Regions from separate parts of the Homo sapiens genome. Here region 1 is linked to region 2. A link is a loop called in an ENCODE intact Hi-C map of the cell type or tissue named here. Cell type or tissue: ascending aorta. All regions are shown on one strand. Each heading gives the region's core, and the rest is flanking DNA. Links, peaks and the distances in the headings are about the cores only. Region 1 overlaps NTN1 (netrin 1). Region 2 overlaps STX8 (syntaxin 8).

Region 1 (5,049 bases), core at 2,550-5,049, 51 kb after region 2:
AGAAGCTAATGGCATCTCCAGTCAGCTCTCCACACAGCAGGGAAGGGGCTTTCCATACCTTCGAAGGAAGGGCCTGTTGAGCCTGCGTTGCTGAGGGGCTAGACGGGGCCCATGGCGGAGGGCTGCCTTCAAAACAGCTGGGTGCAGAAATTATAGCTTCCTAGTGATGATCGGCCCCACTTTGCGTGGCAACACAATATGTTCCTAATGACTGAATTGTTTATTTAATAAAGAAATCACAACCATTTGGAGGTTTAAATATAGCCTCTCAGAAACCAAGTGAGCTCAGCTCTTGGTGGCTGCGTGGTGCTGGCACCGGCCCAGTCTCTGCACCGCACGAAGCCTTTAGCAATCGCTTGAAAAAAAATATTTTGCAAGATCTCTTGAGTTTCACTAACCCTGCTGTAGTTTCTTGAGTCTCTACTTGGCTTTCATAGAAGAAGCCAGTTATGTAAAAGTCAGAAACTACCTGCAGGTTCTGAATCAAATGGGGAGGGTCAAAGGTGGCTCTCCGCCCACCCGGGGGTTGCAGGTAAGGCAAAGTGGGAGGGGACCCCTTTCCCCCCACTCTGTCTTGGAACTCCAGGGAATGGCAAGGATGGGTCCCTGGAGTGGTTTCCTGCAGCCTGCAATACAGACTGTCCCATTCGAGAACCTTTTAGCTCAAAACAGCACGGCCAGCAAGGCCCTAGGACATTCCAAGCAAAACTGCTCTTCTCCTGCCTTCTCGGGGGAGTTAGTTAGGGCTCTGTCTCTGAGGCTCTGGGTAAAACCCAGGCTCTGACTTGCAGGGGAGTTCTTCGGCCTGAAGCCATATTCCTCAAACTCCCCGAAAACTCCATCCTTCCCCTGCCTCCCCACACGCCCACCTCCCACAGCCCAGGCCACCAATCAAGACTGCGAGACGGCATAGTGTACAAGAGTTTATTTAATGATATCTGAATTTAGTTCTATCATGTGGGGCCCACATTACAAGTTCCATCTGGGTCCATTACAACTCTAACCAACCCCCCACCCCCCCCCAAAAAAAAGGAAAGAAAGAAAATCCACAACTTTTTCCATGTCATTAAATATATTCATATATAATAACCATAATATATTAGTATGCATTGGAAAGGGACATTGACCCAAACAATACGTCATGGTCACAACTAAACATTTACAATTCTGAGTGAACAGAAATCCAAAACACAGGAGGGGGCAGAGGGAGGAGGGGAAGTGCATTTGGGAGGAGGGAATGGGAAGAAACGTCCAATGACAGGAGTGGGACTGGTTTGGCTTTTGGCAAGGGGCGAGACCCCACAAGTACACATTTTGATCCCCCCCGGTGTGCCATGGCCCACAGGAATGTCTTGTCCACGGACCATGGCCAGTGGCCCCATCAATGGGTCTAGTCTGTCCACTCTGGGCTTCAAGGGGACTTCCTTTAAGTGTTGACAGCCTAAGCGTCTTTCACTTTCCTGAAGGCAGGAACCATTCCCCAGTCCCTTAGGGTCTCTTCTTGAGTTCAGTCTCATTCCAACCTGGGACAACTCCAAGAAAGTAAGTCCGTACCCCTCTCCAGCATGCCGCGACTGAGGCAGAGTTCCAGGGCCTTGGAGCAGCTCCCAGCCTCCCTGGGCTGTGACCCTCCCTCCCTGGGTTGTGACCCCAGGTGTCCCTCCCTCCCACATAGAGGCCCCTGGGGATGCTGCCTCCTGCCCTGCTTTCCAAGGACAGAAGCAGTGGGCAGAGACCACAGCCAGCAGGTGAATCCCGGGGACAGCCCTATGTCCTCCCCCGCAAATCTTCGGCATTACTGCGTGTCCGTAAAGCAGGCACTCAGCTGTCAGGGGCACCAGACCACCCAGCTGGTAAGAAAAAGGACAACTGGGGAAGCTGTTTCAAAAACAAAGACTAATCTGGTATGTTTTTCTTCAAACAAACACCTACATAGCACAATTCTGGTTAATACACTCTTCAAAATCAAAATCTAGTTCCGTTTTACATCCCTTCCTAACTGTACAAACCGGGACACCTCAATTCCCATTTCCCTCTGCTCCTTGGAGTGGGGCACCGGAGTGGAGGAGGGGTGCTTTCCCAAGGATGGTGCTCACCGCAGAGGCCGGGGCTGCAGTCGGGAGTGGTGGGCTGGGTCCTGGCTGGGTGTGTGGATAGGAAAGGCAGCTCGTGACGACCGTGCAATCCCAACAGTGACCTGGCTGCTAGCATGGTGGATCTGGTCACCCTGACGCATTCCCCAAGGGCCAGACCACCGGGCGGACAGCCTGTGCCCTGCGGGGTGCTGAGCCGAAGGGAGGGGCAGGACACTGGCTGAATTTTCCGCAAGATGCCTTGTTGCTTGGCGTGTCGCCAGCTCCGTTGCTGAGGTGGCCTCAGAGACCACCACAAATGCAAGCCCCTCACAGGACACCCGTGAGACCCAGACCCAGGGTGGGATATCGTGGGGCTGCCACAGCCCTTCTGGGCAGGGTGAAGAAACCACACTGGCATAGACAGAAATAGGACAACCGCCCCAGCAGCGTAGTGCCTTGTGATGCTGATGGCGCCCAGCACACCACACTGGGCATCCGAGGGGCGCTGACAGCTTGGAGAGGGGCCCTGTCTTCTAGCCTTGGGCTGGATTCAGGGAAGCCAAATGCCCCTTCCCAGGGCAGGTCTGTCTGCTCCCTGCCCCTGAGGCACCTCTGCCAGTCTCTCCTGGAGTCTCTCCAACCACCCTGAGGCAGCCAAAACACCTTTCTAAAAACACCTTTCTACCACCTCTTCGGAGCATCCAAGGCCTGCCTTCCTGGAACCTGGAGCTGCCATCTGGCAAGTCCGTCCCTGCATCCCGCACCACTTTGCTGCCTCCTCTGAAGATGTGATTGTCCCCATGCCCTACCCCACCCCGGGCTCCTGTTCTCCAGCCCAGATGCCAGTGTCCTCAAGAGGCAGTAACCAGGGCCAGGGGCTCGGTGGCCACTCCCCCAAGAGCACCCTCCCAGCCTGCACAGGGATTGGGCGGGTAGGCTGCAGAGCTGGAGTGCAGTGAGGGCCAGCGTGGCCCCTGGTCAGAAAGTCGGGCTCTGGAGTTTGAGCCCCAGTCCTGCCACCAATTTGCAGCATGACCTTGGGCACGTGTACTCCAGTCTCCTTGCTGGTGATAATGAGTCCCTGTCCCACAGGGTTGTCATGAGTACACACTGGGAGCATGTGGGTAAAGTGCCTGGCACACAGCAGGTGCTCAATAAATGGCAGCCGTGATGCGGGTAAATGTGGGGAAGGCGGAGGGAAGCCAGACCACCGGGGGCCGAGCTTCATACTTGGTATGACCCTTTTGAGCAGCCAAACTCTGGCCGGGAAAGTGAAACCAATTTCCTGACTGTGAGGGGAGCCAGGCCTCTTAATTCAGTGCGCCGGGTGTGAGGATGTGGGCCAGAGGCCCGGGCAGTGCAGAGAGCCCAGGAAGGCAGGGAGCCAGGAGGCCCCAGGGCACAGGAATGGACCCTGTGTGAGGAGGTCAGAACAAAAGGGGCTGCCTGCTTGAGGACCGTGTCTCTAGGAGATTTTGGAAGGAGGGCTGGGGCACAGTGGAGGGCACGGGCAGACTCCACAAAGACCGTCTGGAAAGGCACGGTCAAGGTGTGGCCCAGGCCAGACCCAAGACAGCTGTAGGGGGCAGGCCGGCAGCCTCTGTGCCTTCCCTTGGAGAAGCCAGCATGGCCTCCTTGGCCCCCAGGAACCTGGTCATTCCTGTGCCCCTGCCCACCCATGGCTCAGGCACTCTGGTACTTCACTGAGCCAGCAAACCCCATCCCAGCTCAAACAAGCCCCCGGCCCCAAGCCAGGCCCAAGTGCCTTCGCAGCCTGCAGACTCCAAGCCCGTTCAGGCCCTTTCCAGCTGTTGACATTGCTGAGGGGCCTTGCGGGAGCTGATGTCATTTACATAAATAGTGTCACTGCCGTAAACCCAGCCAGTGCCCCTCCCCCTCCCCCTGGAAAACGTCATAAAAAGGGCTGGTTCCAAGTTTCCAAAAGGAAACTCTCTGGGAGGTTTTGCGTTTGCGATGCCTCCTCCAACAGGCAGCTCCAGCATGAGGCGGTGACCACCCGGCTTGGGCTTCTCAGGGGTGTCCCTGGGCCCACTGCCTTCCGGATGGGCCAGCCCCACGCTGGGCAGGGGCAGGGGCAGGGGCAGAGACAGGCAGCAGCAGGGGCTTCCTCTCCTCTCTCCACAGGTGAACCACTCACCGACCCCAAGCCCCCACCCAGTAGGACCCACTCAGCAGGTAGCAGTGGAGACAGAGGCCGCCTGGGGCATGCTGGCTGGACAGGAGCTGTCCACTCCCCAAATGCTGCCAGGCCCCTTCAGATGGAGGAGTCCAGGCTGTGACAGCCAGGTGGCCCGCGGGGAACTGCTAGAAGGGGCCGGGGAGAAAGGGGGGGATCCCGTCGGCTGCGTGTCGGGTGGTGGTTTGGTGGGTGCTCCGCGCCCCGCCCACACTACGGGCTTGAGAATTCACAGTTCTCCTCCCGTCCACGTCTCCGCGCCATCCACGCCCCGCGCCTGGGGCCCCAGTTGTGCGATTCTGCGCCCGCCCCCGGGCCCCAGGGCAGGCTGCCCCCAGCCCCTCCACGGCGGCCGCGCCCAGGCCCAGGGAAGCGCGTCTCTGCTCTGGAAGGAGCCCCGTGAGGTAGCTACGTCTCGTCATTTCTCCAGGGCCCGGCCGGCGGCGCACCCCGCCCCGCGTGCACGCGGCTCCCGCCCAGAGCGCGCAGGGTGGGGGTAGGGGGAGGGGCCGCCGAGGGTCCCGCCCCCCGCGCCGTGCGGCCCCGCCCCCTCCCTCCCCCCACCTGGGAAAGCCCTCGCGGGCCAAGTCCGCGGCGGCCGGGCCAAGGCGCCCGCTCTCGCTCGGCCCCGCCCTGGCGCCCGCCCGCCCGCCCGCCCGCTGCCTCGGCGCTAGGCCTTCTTGCACTTGCCCTTCTTCTCACGCTGCTGGAACTTGCGCAGCCGCCGCGCCCACGTGTCCCGCCACTGGATCACCAGGCTGCTTTTATCGGCCACGA
Region 2 (12,400 bases), core at 4,693-7,192:
ACACTTGGGAAAAGAAAGGACTTCTTTTTACCCATCAGGTCATCTCTATTTAGGTAACCACTTGGTCCACCCTTGCTAGGTACATGGAATAACTTTGTTTATAGGAACACCGCTTAAGATACAGTGGGGTCCCAACTTGCCCTTCTTTCAGAAGATGCTCCTGCTGCATCCCCAGCTAACAAACATTCATTTATTGAGAGACAGACACTCACTATATCACCTAGGCTAGTCTTGACCTCCTGGGCTCAAGTGATTCTCCTGCCTCAACCTCCCAGGCAGCTGGGACTACAGGTGTGTGCCACCATGCCTGGCTAATTTTACTGTTATTTTTATTTCTTTAGAGATAGGGTCTTGCCGTGTTGCCCAGGGTGGTTTTGAACTCTTGGGCTCAAGCAGTCCTCCTGCTTCAGCCTCCCAGGTAATGGGAACCATAGGCGTGAGCTACTGCATCCGGCTAACAAACATTTATTGAGTACTTGCTGTTGCCTAGCCCTGGAATGATGACCTCTATTCAGCTTGTATGAGAAGTCACGAATGCTGAAATAAAAGATGTCTTTCTCTCTTTCATGTACCAACCAAGGAAGCATCTCCACATCCATTTTGTTGCCACCTCTGGCCCTGACTCTAAGCTTCCTTGGCATTTTAAGTAGATGAAGAATCATTCCATTAAGTGGGAGTGGCAGGAAGGGTGACAGTGATGAGATTCTCATACTCAGTTCTAAAGATGAGTTTCTATACTCACTAAACCACATTAGGAGCAGGATTCACTTTTTCTTTTTTTTTCTTTTTTTTTTTTTTTTGCAAACTCTGGGCATATGCTATCAGACTGTATGCAAAATGATACAAGGTTTGAACATCTCTACATCAAGTTAAGATTGCAGTTTAATGAGGTAAACATAAATGAGAGCTGACGTTTTTGGAGGTTCACTGTGCATTGGACACCATGCCAAATGCTTCCAAAGCATCATGTCATGAAGTCCTCATACCTGTCCTGTATGAACAGATGCTGTTATTCTTCCCATTTACAAGATAAGGCAACTAGTAAATTCATTGAGCTTGTCTCTTGACAGCTTATGTAATTTTCTGTATATGTATTATACTTGAGTAAGATTTATGTTGAAAAAAATAATGAGATGAGGCCCAGAGAAGTTTAGTAACTTGTCTAAAATCACCCAACTAGTATTAGCAGAGGCAGGATTCAGCCACCACCTTTGTCTCACCTTGGAGCTCACACAGCCCCTACTCTGTACAGCTATCCTTTACATTTAAGTATAATTAAAATCATACTGCATGGCAAGCGGTTACTACAAATAACTGCTTTATATTCACTTACACAGCTAATCCAGCTAATCCTTCATTTTGTCATGTCTTCGCTATCTAGAAATGCCCTTGGTTTGTTTTTTTTTTTTTTTAGTCTTTCAACAATTTACTTCTTTTTTTCCTTCCAGCCATTTACAAGTTTATTGTTGAATGAATGAATTCATTAATTAATCATGTCATAACATTTACATTTACACTAATATACATTTTTTTTTTTTTTTGAGAGATGGAGTTTCACTCTCGTTGCCTAGGCTGGAATGCAGTGGTGTGATCTTGGTTCACTGCAACCTCCACCTCCCAGGTTCAAGCTATTCTCCTGCCACAGCCTCCCAAGTAGCTGGGATTACAGGCACGCACCACCACGCCTGGCTAATTTTTTTGAGACAGAGTCTCTGTCGCCCAGGCTGGAGTGCAGTGGTGCGATCTCAGCTCACTGCAAGCTCTGCCTCCCAGGTTCGCGCCATTCTCCTGCCTCAGCCTCCCGAGTAGCTGGGATTACAGGCATGCACCACCATGCCTGGCTAATTTTTTTGAGACGGAGTCTCACTCTGTCTCCCAGGCTGGAGTACAGTAGCACGATCTCGGCTCACTGCAATCTCCGCCTCCCGGGTTCGCGCCATTCTCCTGCCTCAGCCTCCTGAGTAGCTGGGACTACAGGCACCCGCCACCGCCCCCGGCTAATTTTTTGTATTTTTAGCAGAGGCAGGGTTTCACCGTGTTAGCCAGGATGGTCTCAATCTCCTGACCTCGTGATCCGCCCGCCTTGGCCTCCCAAAGTGCTGGGATTACAGGCATGAGCCACTGCGCCTGGCCACACCTGGCTAATTTTTTGTATTTTTGGTAGAGATGGGGTTTCACCATGTTGGCCAGGCTGGTCTCGAACTCCTGACCTCAGGTGATCCACCTGTCTTGGCCTCCCAAAGTGCTGGGATTACAGGCATGAGCCACTGCACCCAGCCTCCTTTTTTTGGGGGGGAGGGGGGACGGAATCTCATTCTGTCGTCACGCTGGAGTGCGGTGGCGCGATCTTGGCTCACTGCAACCTCTGCCTCCTGGTTTCAAGTGATTCTCCTGCCTCAGCCTCCCGAGTAACTGGAATTACAGGCACCTGCCACCACGCCCAGCTAATTTTTTGTATTTTTAGTAGAGACGGGATTTCACCTGTTGGCCAGGCTGGTCTCGAACTCCTGACCTCGTGATTTGCCCGCCTCAGCTCCCGAAAGTGCTGGGATTACTGGTGTGAGCCACCGTGCCTGGTCCCAGCCTACATTTTCAAGATAATATCCTAGATTTGTTCATTTCTTTAATTTGTCTATAAACAATTATTGAATGTCTGCTACATGCTAGGGACCAGGACTATAAAGTTGACTAAGGTGGTCTCTTCTTTCAAGGGGCTCGGAGTCTAATAGGAACAGTTAGGCTTGTTTTAAAAAAGACTAAGTCAATAAAGTGTTATGGGTTCTAAGATAAGATCCCTTCACATAGAGAGGAGGCATCAAGGAAGAAATGGCTAGGATGAATGAGAAAGACCTCATAGAAGAGGTGACTCTGAGTTTTCAAATATAAATTAGTGTTGGCCAAGAGCCAGGGAGGTGGCAGGGCCAACAAGGCTCACTCCATTAGTCTGCTCAAGCTGCCATAACAAAATACCAGGCGGGGTTGCTTAGCCAACAGAAGTTTATTCTCTCAGAATTCTGGAGATTAGAAATCCAAGATCAGGGTGCCAGCAGGGTCGGTTTCTGCTGAGGCTTCTGTCCTTGGGTTGCAGATGGCTGCCTTCTTGCTCTGTGCTCACGTGGCCTTTCCTCTGTGCATGCTCAGAGTATGCAAGTTCAGAGAAGGAAAGAGCCCTCTGGTGTCTCTTCCTCTTCTTATAATGACATCAGTCCTATTGGACTAGTACCCCACTCTTATGACCTCATTTTCATTTTCATTACATTTTCAAAGTTCCTGTCTCCAAATACAGTTACATTGAGGATTTGGGCTTCAACATATGAATGTTGGGGTGATACGATTCAGTCCATAATGCTTACCAACACTAGAGTTTCCCTGGCCCCTAGTTCTTCCTTATGTTTCATCAATGAAGTACCCTCCTCTGCACACACCTTCTTAAGAATCCTTTCCCATGCATTCTTCCCATCCCTGGAAGTCTCTAAGGAGCGATTCCTGATTCCTGTCTGCTCCTTGTTGTCTGCTCTAAAGAGTGTAAGACTGCCAAAGCTCCTGTTTATGAAACGCCTGGCTTCAGATGTTCCACCCTCACTCAGAGCTGATCCTGATGGAGAAGCAACAGTTGCCTTCCATGCAGGAATCTTCTCTTTCAGTGATTCTGTTGTATTTCCAGCTTTCCTGAGCCATTGAGGCCCACCATAGGGTTTTGCACATAGTAAGGGCTCAGAAAATACGAGTTCTCTTCCTCTTTCACTTTATCACCATTAGGCCTTCCAGCCAGACTTCATATCTTTCCTTTCCTTCCTATCTTGTGTTACGCCATCTCTCTCACTAAGAGTTCTTTGCTGACCCTGGGGCCAAATTAGCAAGATGTGACCAACAGCACTGCAATAGACATCAGAAGACCCAAACCCTAGGCCACCTCTAGGCTAGCCGTGGAATCTTCATCATTTGCTTCATCTATAAGATGGAGAAAATAAGACTTGGGCCAGGGGCAGTGGCTCACGCCTGTAATCCCAGCACTTTGGGAGGCCGAGACGGGCAGATCACTAGGTCAGGAAATCGAGACCATCCTGGCTAACACGGTGAAACCCCGTCTCTACTAAAAATACAAAAAAAAAATTAGCCAGGCGTGGTGGCGGGTGCCTGTAGTCCCAGGTACTTGGGAGGCTGAGACAGCAGAATGGCGTGAACCCGGGAGGCGGAGCTTGCAGTGAGCCAAGATCGTGCCGCTGCACTCCAGCCTGGGCGACAGACAGAGACTCCATCTCAAAAAAAAAAAAAAGTACTATAAATGGTGACCACATAAAAAGTTAAACATGACATCTGGGGTTACTGCAAAGCTTAAAATGGATAACATATATGTCACGGTTCTTTGCAAAGTACAAAGTGTCGTATTCACTTCAAAATTAATGACAGTATTCTATTTTTATGGTAACATTTTCTGGGTAGACCGCCGGACCTTCTTACACCTCCTATCTCACTGTCATCACTTATCCAAGGACCTTAATCAGGTCTTTGAGAATTCTTCATAGCTACCTCATGCCCAAGTTATAATGTTCTCATTAAAAAAAAAAAAAGTCTCTAAAATTCCACATCTTCTGTGAGGTCCTCATAAGCTGATTACAGGTAGGGGATGACTTCCCCAGGAAGCCGTGTAAGGCAGTGGCTGCAGACACTGTTTTGAGGGGTCTACAATCTGACTTTCTGGATTGGAATCCAGCTCCATTGGTTACCAGCTGTGAGACCTCGAGCATCCCTTAGATACTCCTAGAATACTGCCTAGAAACTAGAAGTATTCATGGGATCTACCCAACATTGGGAGATTTGTGAGGGTGAAATGAATTATAGCATGTGTATTCTTCAGAACAATGCTTGGCACTTTGTAAATGCTCTCACTATTCATTATTATTTTTCTTTATCTACCTAGGAGACATGGAGGTCCCTGGCTGCTGTGTCCCAGTGGTTATTTAGTGATTGTACCCAATTCAATAATATTGGTGAAATGAATTTAAATTTGCTTAACCAACCAGTATCCATGATGATACCGGATATTCATGTTTTGTTCTATTTTCTGTCAGGTTACTTTAATCTGTCTTGAAAATAATCTTCCTAGAGTTGCTTGCTGGTTGGGTGTAAGGCCTTGTGTTTGGAGAGAAGATGGGGGGCATGAGAGCTGAATAGCTAGTGGCATCTGAGGACTTGGGGCATGGGAACTGCAGAGCACATTCTTAGAAACAGCCAGAGAGCATTCAGCGAGGGGAAGACTTGTTGGCTCAAGAGGAAATTCTGCTGCTTCCAAACCAGCTTGGTGAAGCAAGATGATTCTGCAAGCCCTAGTAAGCCAGGGCCAGGACTGTGAGCTGTGCTGCTGAAGGGGTTCAATGCCAAAGTAAAGAAAGGGGATTCTTTTTAGTTGGAGGTGAGAGGAGGAAACTCCTTCCTGTAGGCCTCAGAATAAAGCATGCTCGAGATTAGCCATTAGCAGGTAGCTGGAGAAATATGAGTGCCTCCTCTTTATTTTGTCTGCTGTAAAGTTATCTTTCTGAAGTCTGTGTTGTGTTATGAAAGAGACAAGTTTAATAAACAGATTCTATTTTTGTTCAAGCTGTGGCTTAGAAAAGCACCATAAATCTCTGAACTGGGAACCCACTGGGCTCTGTATGCCTGTCACTCTCCCTTCCACCACACGGTGGTGACACACCTAAGCTGCAGGTCTCCCACGCCAGTGAATGCTGAAGCCCCACGGACAGGCCCCACGGTGGAGACCGTGACACTGACTTCCAGGATGCCTTTGCTCTACCCTTATATCGTTCATATGTTTAGTACCCATTTATTTGTCTGAGGTTCTTCTTTGTGTAAAGGAATTGCCCTGTGGGCAGGGACTCCGTCCATCCACCTCTGGGCCAGTCCTGTACCTCCTGGATTCCCAGTGCCTCTGCCCCAGCTCCAGCAGCTTCTTCCTTAGCTCTAGTCCTGGTCTGGTTAGCTGGCAGCACCCCATCCAACACTCAGGAACACATCAACACAGGAGAAAATCCCACTTCTCCTTAGTTCAACTAAGGCAAGGCGGGAGGATTTGAAAGAGAACTTTTCCTTGGAAACAACACCAAAATATACACAAAAGCATAAATAAATGAATACGTTCACAGAGTTTAGCCTGCAGAACCAGACTTAAGATAAAACAGCAAGCAATAAAGACTGGCTAGCGGAGCCTTTGGACTGTTCAAAGCCCAGTTTCTTCCCCAACCTCAATCTCTAGGAATCTTGTAGGGCAGTTTAGCAAAGATAGCTCAAATCCTATCCCAAGATAGATTTTATTTATAATTTGTGACCTATGTATTCCAAAGAGGACATGGGTAGTTTACAATAAAAGATGTATGTATATATAAAATCTCAAAGCTGTTAAAGAATAGAAAATGTTTACATGTAGAAGAGAACGTAAATAAAATATGTCCAATTCCTAAACTAATACCATATTTGAGCATTAAATTTAGCACTGAGGATAGAATCTTGGAAAACCAACACAGAAAGGGAAATATGATGTGTACCACAATGGAAGTATTTAATAGGAAAGGAAAGAAACATACTTTTTTTTTTTTTTTTTTTGAGACCGAGTCTCACTCCCATCGCCCATGCTGGAGTGCAGTGGCGTGATCATGGCTCACTGCAGCTTCAAATTCCCAGGCTTAGGTGATCCTCCCTCCCTCCTGAGTAGCTGGGACTACAGGTACCCACCACCACACCCAGCTAATGTTTTGTGTTTTTAGTGGACACGAGGTTTCACCATGTTGCCCAGGTTAGTCGTGAACTCCTCGGCTCGGGTGACTTTTCGGCTTCGGCCTCCCAAAGTGCTGGGAGGTGTGAGCCACTGCGCCCAGCCAAAACATACTTTTTAAGAAAGGCAAGCTTTTTCCTGATACTGAATATTTAATCTCAGTAATTGAAGCATATAATTCTACAGTGATTTTATACAACACACACAAACTCTATTTGGTTGACAGTAATATTTGTTCGGGTTGATTCTACTTCTGGATCCTCATTTCTTCCTAGAACTTGTTCCATGTTCACCATGGCTATGCAACATTCCCTTTTTGAAGCTGACCTTAGGTAGTGCGGAAACCCCCAAAGGGTTGTCTTTTTCAGCAGAGGACATTAGACAAGAATGAGCCTCCCAGGGGACAGGGTTACTGCACCCTAATAAGAAGCATGTACGTCCTGGACTGGGTGGCAATGTGTGCCTTTCCCCTTTTCCAAACAGGAGCTTTTGGTAGCATCCTCAGGGCATTTGTCTACAGGTATATATCGGATATATTGGAAATAACTAAATTACTTGGTCATAATATGGAGAACTATTTATGAACTGGGTTGAGAAGATGACCATTAACCAGAGATCTGGGACTTGTACCACAGAGGCCCCTCCTTCCCTCGCTATACTGTAGCAAGATGTGATTTGAGATTTTTCTCCCGTTGGGAAGGAAGTGAATGCAGTTTTGGTTGTGCTTGGGATAATTATATTTTGATAAATGTATCAAATTTGCTTGAAATTGTATATACCTGTGTGTGTGTTTGTGCGTATACGCGCACACGTGCTTGCTGAGCAGCCAAGAGGAGAGTGTAATGAATGTGTGTTCTCTTCTGTCTCTAACACCCAATACCTGCGTGTTCCATGGCGTTCAGATGCAGGTGGCACTCACCCCCATCCTGCCCTACACCTGCCCTCAATCCACACACAGTGGCATGCATTTGACATAGACTTTCACCTGGTGATGAGTCAAAATAATGGCATAATTTAAAAAGACAAATAGTGCAGGGTGTATTTCAAAAGAGAAAACAGAAAGCAAGAGTCACCTGTTTCACCTTCCTTCCCCTACACCCCACTCTCCAAAGGAAGGTACTTTCAACTCTTTCACACTCTCTTCTTGGTTTTGCTTTCTTATTTCTAAATAATGTACTTGTACTGACATGACTCGATTTGCTTGCAATTCTAGAAGCTGTCTCTTAACTTCCTCCTGTGGGAAATGATTAGTTCTTTCATTGTCCGCCCACACACATGCTCAGGCACTCACACTTCTTTCTCTGTGCTACCAACAGAGTTAAACTACAATTGTTAGTTATCACTCATTGTTTTCATTTTGACCATATCAATATCATTAACAGAGCTACGTAGTTTATTGTAATTAGATCTCCTTTCTCATGCAATATTTTGTGTTTTTTTGGAACTTATTGTCATTTTTCCCTTTGTGTGTTTTGTTTTGTTTTTGTTTTTTTGAGACGGAGTCTTGCTCTGTCACCCAGGCTGGACTGCAGTGGCGCGATCCCGACTCACTGCAAGCTCCACCTCCCGGGTTCATGCCATTCTCCTGCCTCAGCCTCCCGAGTAGCTGGGACTACAGGCGCCCGCCACCACACCCAGCTGATTTTTTGTTTTTTTTTTTAGTAGAGATGGGGTTTCACCATGTTAGCCAGGATGGATTTTCCCCTTTGTCTATTATAATTCTTGCCCTAAATTACTACCAAACTAAAAAAAAAAAAAATTTGTGGGTATCGTCAGATGCACATCAAATAATCTGTCTTTTTTATATTTTCCTTGGGGTCAGCTCTCCTGGAGTCCTCGTCCTTCTAAACCAGTCCAAACTGGTAGCTGTCTAGGACAGCACTCCTCTGCTAGGCCTTCTTAATATCTTCTTGAGACTTTCCATCAACTCTTTCTTCTTTTGGAGCCCTTCATTCCTGGAACTCATTTTCTTGCTTGATTTACCCCCTTAAGCCTCCCCTAGCTTTCTAAGAAAGAGTACTTGGGAAATAAATTTTCTTGAGATAGTACTTGTCCAAAACTATCTTTATTATCTCCCTTGTTGTTGATTGATTGACTGCATATAAAATTTTAGGCCGGAAACAATTTGCACTCCAAATTTTGGAGGCATCTTGCCTTGACTACTAGCTTCCGGTATTGCCATAGAGAAGTCCAGTGCCTGTCTGATTCCAGAACCTTGTTGTACATCCTATTTTGCTCTTAGGAGCATCTCTTTAGTCCCAGCATCCTAAATTTCACACAGAAGGCCTTAGCATAACTTCCCCGCTTACCCCCGTTATTGTGTTGGGTATTTTGTGAACGCTTCAGTTTGAAAATTCATGTCCTTCAGTTCTCAAAACATTTTCTTATAGCTTTCATGATTACCTCCTGTGTTTTCTCTTTTCTTTCCTTCTGCTGCACCCCTTAATTGGATATTGGGTTTCATAGTTTAATCCTTGAATTTCCTTATTTTCTCTTCTGTCTTTCATTTTTTGGTTGTTTTGTTCATTTCTTCAAGTGAGTCTTAAAATTCTTCCATTGAAATTCTTTTATTTATTTATTTATTTATTTATTTATTTTATTTATTTATTTCGAGACGGAGTCTCACTCTGTCACCCAGGCTGGAGTGCAGTGGCGCGATCTCGGCTCACTGCAAGCTCCACCTCCCGGGTTCACGGCATTCTCCTGCCTCAGCCTCCCGAGTAGCTGGGACTACAGGCGCCTGCCACCACGCCCGGCTAATTTTTTTGTCATTTTAGTAGAGACGGGGTTTCACCGCGTTAGCCAGGATGGTCTCGATCTCTTGATCTCGTGATCCACCCGTCTCGGCCTCCCAAAGTGCTGGGATTACAGGCGTGAGCCACCGCGCCCGGCCCATTGAAATTCTTTATAGCTGCTGTCTTCCTTTTTCACTCCAAGGCTTTCTGATTTTTTAATTTATTCTGTTCTAATTTCATAGATATTACATATTTTATCTCTATGATAATTGTAATTATTGTTTCTTTCACATTTTCTTCTGTTCTTTGCGTTGTATCTTGTCATTGGATTCCTTTTTCTGTTTTTTTTTTTTTCAGGGGGAAGGTTGGTTTTTTGTTTTTGGTTTTTTTTTTTTTTGTTTGTTTGTTTGTTTGTTTTGCTTTTCTCCCCCCCCCCCCCCTTGTCAAATGTCTAGTGATGCTTGGCTACCCATTAATGTTAAAGAATGTAGGCCAGGCATGGTGGCTCACACCTGTAATCCCAGCACTTTGGGAAGCCGAGGCGGGTGGATCACAAGGTCAAGAGATTGAAACCATCCTGGCCAACATGGTGAAACCCTGTCTCTACCAAAAATACCAAATTAGCTGGGCGTGGTGGTGCTCACCTGTAATCCCAGCTACTTGGGAGGCTGAGGCAGGACAGTCACTTGAACCCAGAAGGCAGAGGTTGCAGTGAGCCGAGATGTGCCACTTCACTCCAGTCTGGCGACCGAGTGAGCCTCCATCTCAAAACAAAAAAAAAAGAATGTAAAAAGACATATGAAAGTTCTATAGGCATGGGTGGGATCTGTTGAATTGCAGATTTCACAGAAGCATTATCAGGCAGGGGAGGACCTAGTCATTGATTGGGGATCCCAAACAGGACTATCTGCATTTCTTTTGTCTTTGTTTAGTCCATCACTGCTGAGAGGAGCCCTGTAGTCCCCCCTAATGAGTGGAAACTTGGCTGTTAATTGTCTGGGAGCCAAACAGGAAGAGGGGACAGCCAGCTTCTCATGCCCTATGAAAACCAGGATTTCATCTCCCTATTTCCAGCATCTCGTCATATCCCTTTCTTCTTCTGTGCCTGTTGCCCCCATGTTTCAAGCTCCCCAGTCCAGTTTCACCTGTGAACATCTCTCCTGAGAAGATAGGGGAGAGGTAGTTTGCCTGATTGTGTGCGGTGGTGGCAGGGACCTGGGGTGCATCTGGCCCTCATATAGTCTTTAACTAGTCCCCCTGTTTTTAGCCTCACCTGCAGGAGAACCTGATGGAGCCTGCCCCACCCCAAATCTGCTGTTTAGGTTTCATCGTCATCTACTGTAAGACACTGATGACTTATCCATCTGCTTTCCATCTCCTGACATTTTGTTGCTGTATCTGATGGGATGTCATTTTCTCTCCTGTTCTTTTGGTTTATATATTTATACCATTCCCCACTAGTAGAGTTTGGGGAGCGGGGAGAGATAACCAAGGGCATTCAGTTTGCCCACGTGAAATCAACACATGACATACATCATCCTTCCAGGCCTCATTTACAGCCCCGTGAGACAGGTAATGTCATTCCCATATCACAGACAAGAGGCAAAGACCCTGAGAGGTGAGGGCCAGTGCTCAAGGTCACGTAGCTGGTCAGTGGCATAGCCTCAGCTCGAACCCAGGTACACCTCTGAAGCCCACTGTTTCTACTACCACGCCACCCTTTTTCTGAGTCTCTGGGGTTTTGCAGGGATTCCTTTACCACACCGAACAATATTCATCAGGAATACACACCACACACCGTCCCAAGGGGCCACATAGTTCAGCTAACAGGACTTTTTTTTTTTTTTTTTTGCTTCCCTTTGTTCCCTGAAGCAATTATTTCTTTATTTCATTTAAAGACTCAGCCTCTGCAGCTGCTGTAGCCAGCTTAGAGTTGTCTGAAGGTTGAAGACAAGAACCAAAGCCGTGAGCTTACAAGCTATCAAACTTGAAAGATGTATTGAGGTGAAATATCGCTGCAGAGCCTCCCTACCAAACCTTTTTTAAGTGCTTTTTCTTTCCAAAATGAAAAAGAACCGTTTGTACTACACATGCATAAAATCGTCAGCTCTGGCAGTGTTCAAGACAATATTTTTTTGTAACTACCCACCCCAACATAACAGACAGTGTTGTCTCCCAAAGCCAAAATAATTGTGTGTGTTGTGCCCTGATATTTAGAAGTCAAAGATCGGCGTATGTGTGTGGGCCGAAACGTATGCCCTTCCTACTCTCTTTTGGAGAAGAGAGCCTGTGCTAACAGTTAAATAACTTTCGTTTTCATACCGAATATTTAAGTTGCAAATTTGAGCCATGTGGGCAGGGGTTTGAAATCAAGAGAGCTGAACTGCTGAGGTGCTTTTGGAGTTCAACCATTTGGATCAAACGTAGACTGACTTCACGGGGAAGCATTCAAGTTGAGTTTTTCATCCCATCTATGATCTTGCCTTATTTTTTTTTTTAAGCCTTACCAAGTCTGCTATTTCCCTCGGCGTTTCCAAAGCGCTCCATATAGTTATTGGCAAGTGTGGGATGCGGTAATATGGGGATTCCAGAAGAAGTTCGTTACAATTTTTCAGAAGTATTGAGTAAATTAGTCACTTTTGAAGGGAAAATGTGAAGGTATTGTTTGTCTTTAAAGTATTTGTTTTTCTAAGCACAAGTGCCTTAGCAACTGTATGTGAAGACAGGTTTATTTCAGCAGAATTTGTAGTAAACAATGTGTTCATTTATGACCAGGCATTGGTACATGTACTAGTTTCATTTGCAATTTTCAGGCATGATATAACCAGCATGTAACAATTCCAAAAGATGTTTTGCCTTTTTGTATTTATTTAACCAGGGTGATCACTGTTTGGGA

What was found. Hi-C counts contacts between places; a loop is a spot of excess contacts. Peaks named below come from ENCODE experiments on the same cell type or tissue, not always from the same donor. Only the 100,000 strongest peaks of a DNase experiment are listed, where the experiment ranks them.
Region 1: a loop joins it to region 2, with 2.4 times the contacts of the local background. A loop is called at or near these places in 9 of 110 quality-filtered maps.

Annotation. Positions count from the first base shown.
Region 1 is chr17:9,239,862-9,244,910 of GRCh38, reverse strand. It overlaps NTN1 (netrin 1), which reads right to left. Exons shown (of 7, transcript NM_004822.3): 7 at 911-5,049. The coding sequence ends at 4,943. Among named protein-coding and RNA genes, the nearest start is that of NTN1, 220 kb to the right of the region's middle. RefSeq lists a silencer at 4,479-4,928. In ascending aorta, for the core only: no CTCF peak of the experiment used is centred there; DNase peaks (open chromatin) are centred at 3,980, 4,400, 4,510, 5,000 and 1 weaker place; H3K4me3 peaks cover 1,940 bases; H3K27ac peaks cover 2,408 bases.
Region 2 is chr17:9,285,642-9,298,041 of GRCh38, reverse strand. All of the region lies in intron 7 of STX8 (syntaxin 8), which reads left to right. Among named protein-coding and RNA genes, the nearest start is that of NTN1, 270 kb to the right of the region's middle. RefSeq lists an enhancer at 7,678-7,787. In ascending aorta, for the core only: a CTCF peak has its summit at 5,682; DNase peaks (open chromatin) are centred at 5,313 and 5,701; H3K27ac peaks cover 2,034 bases.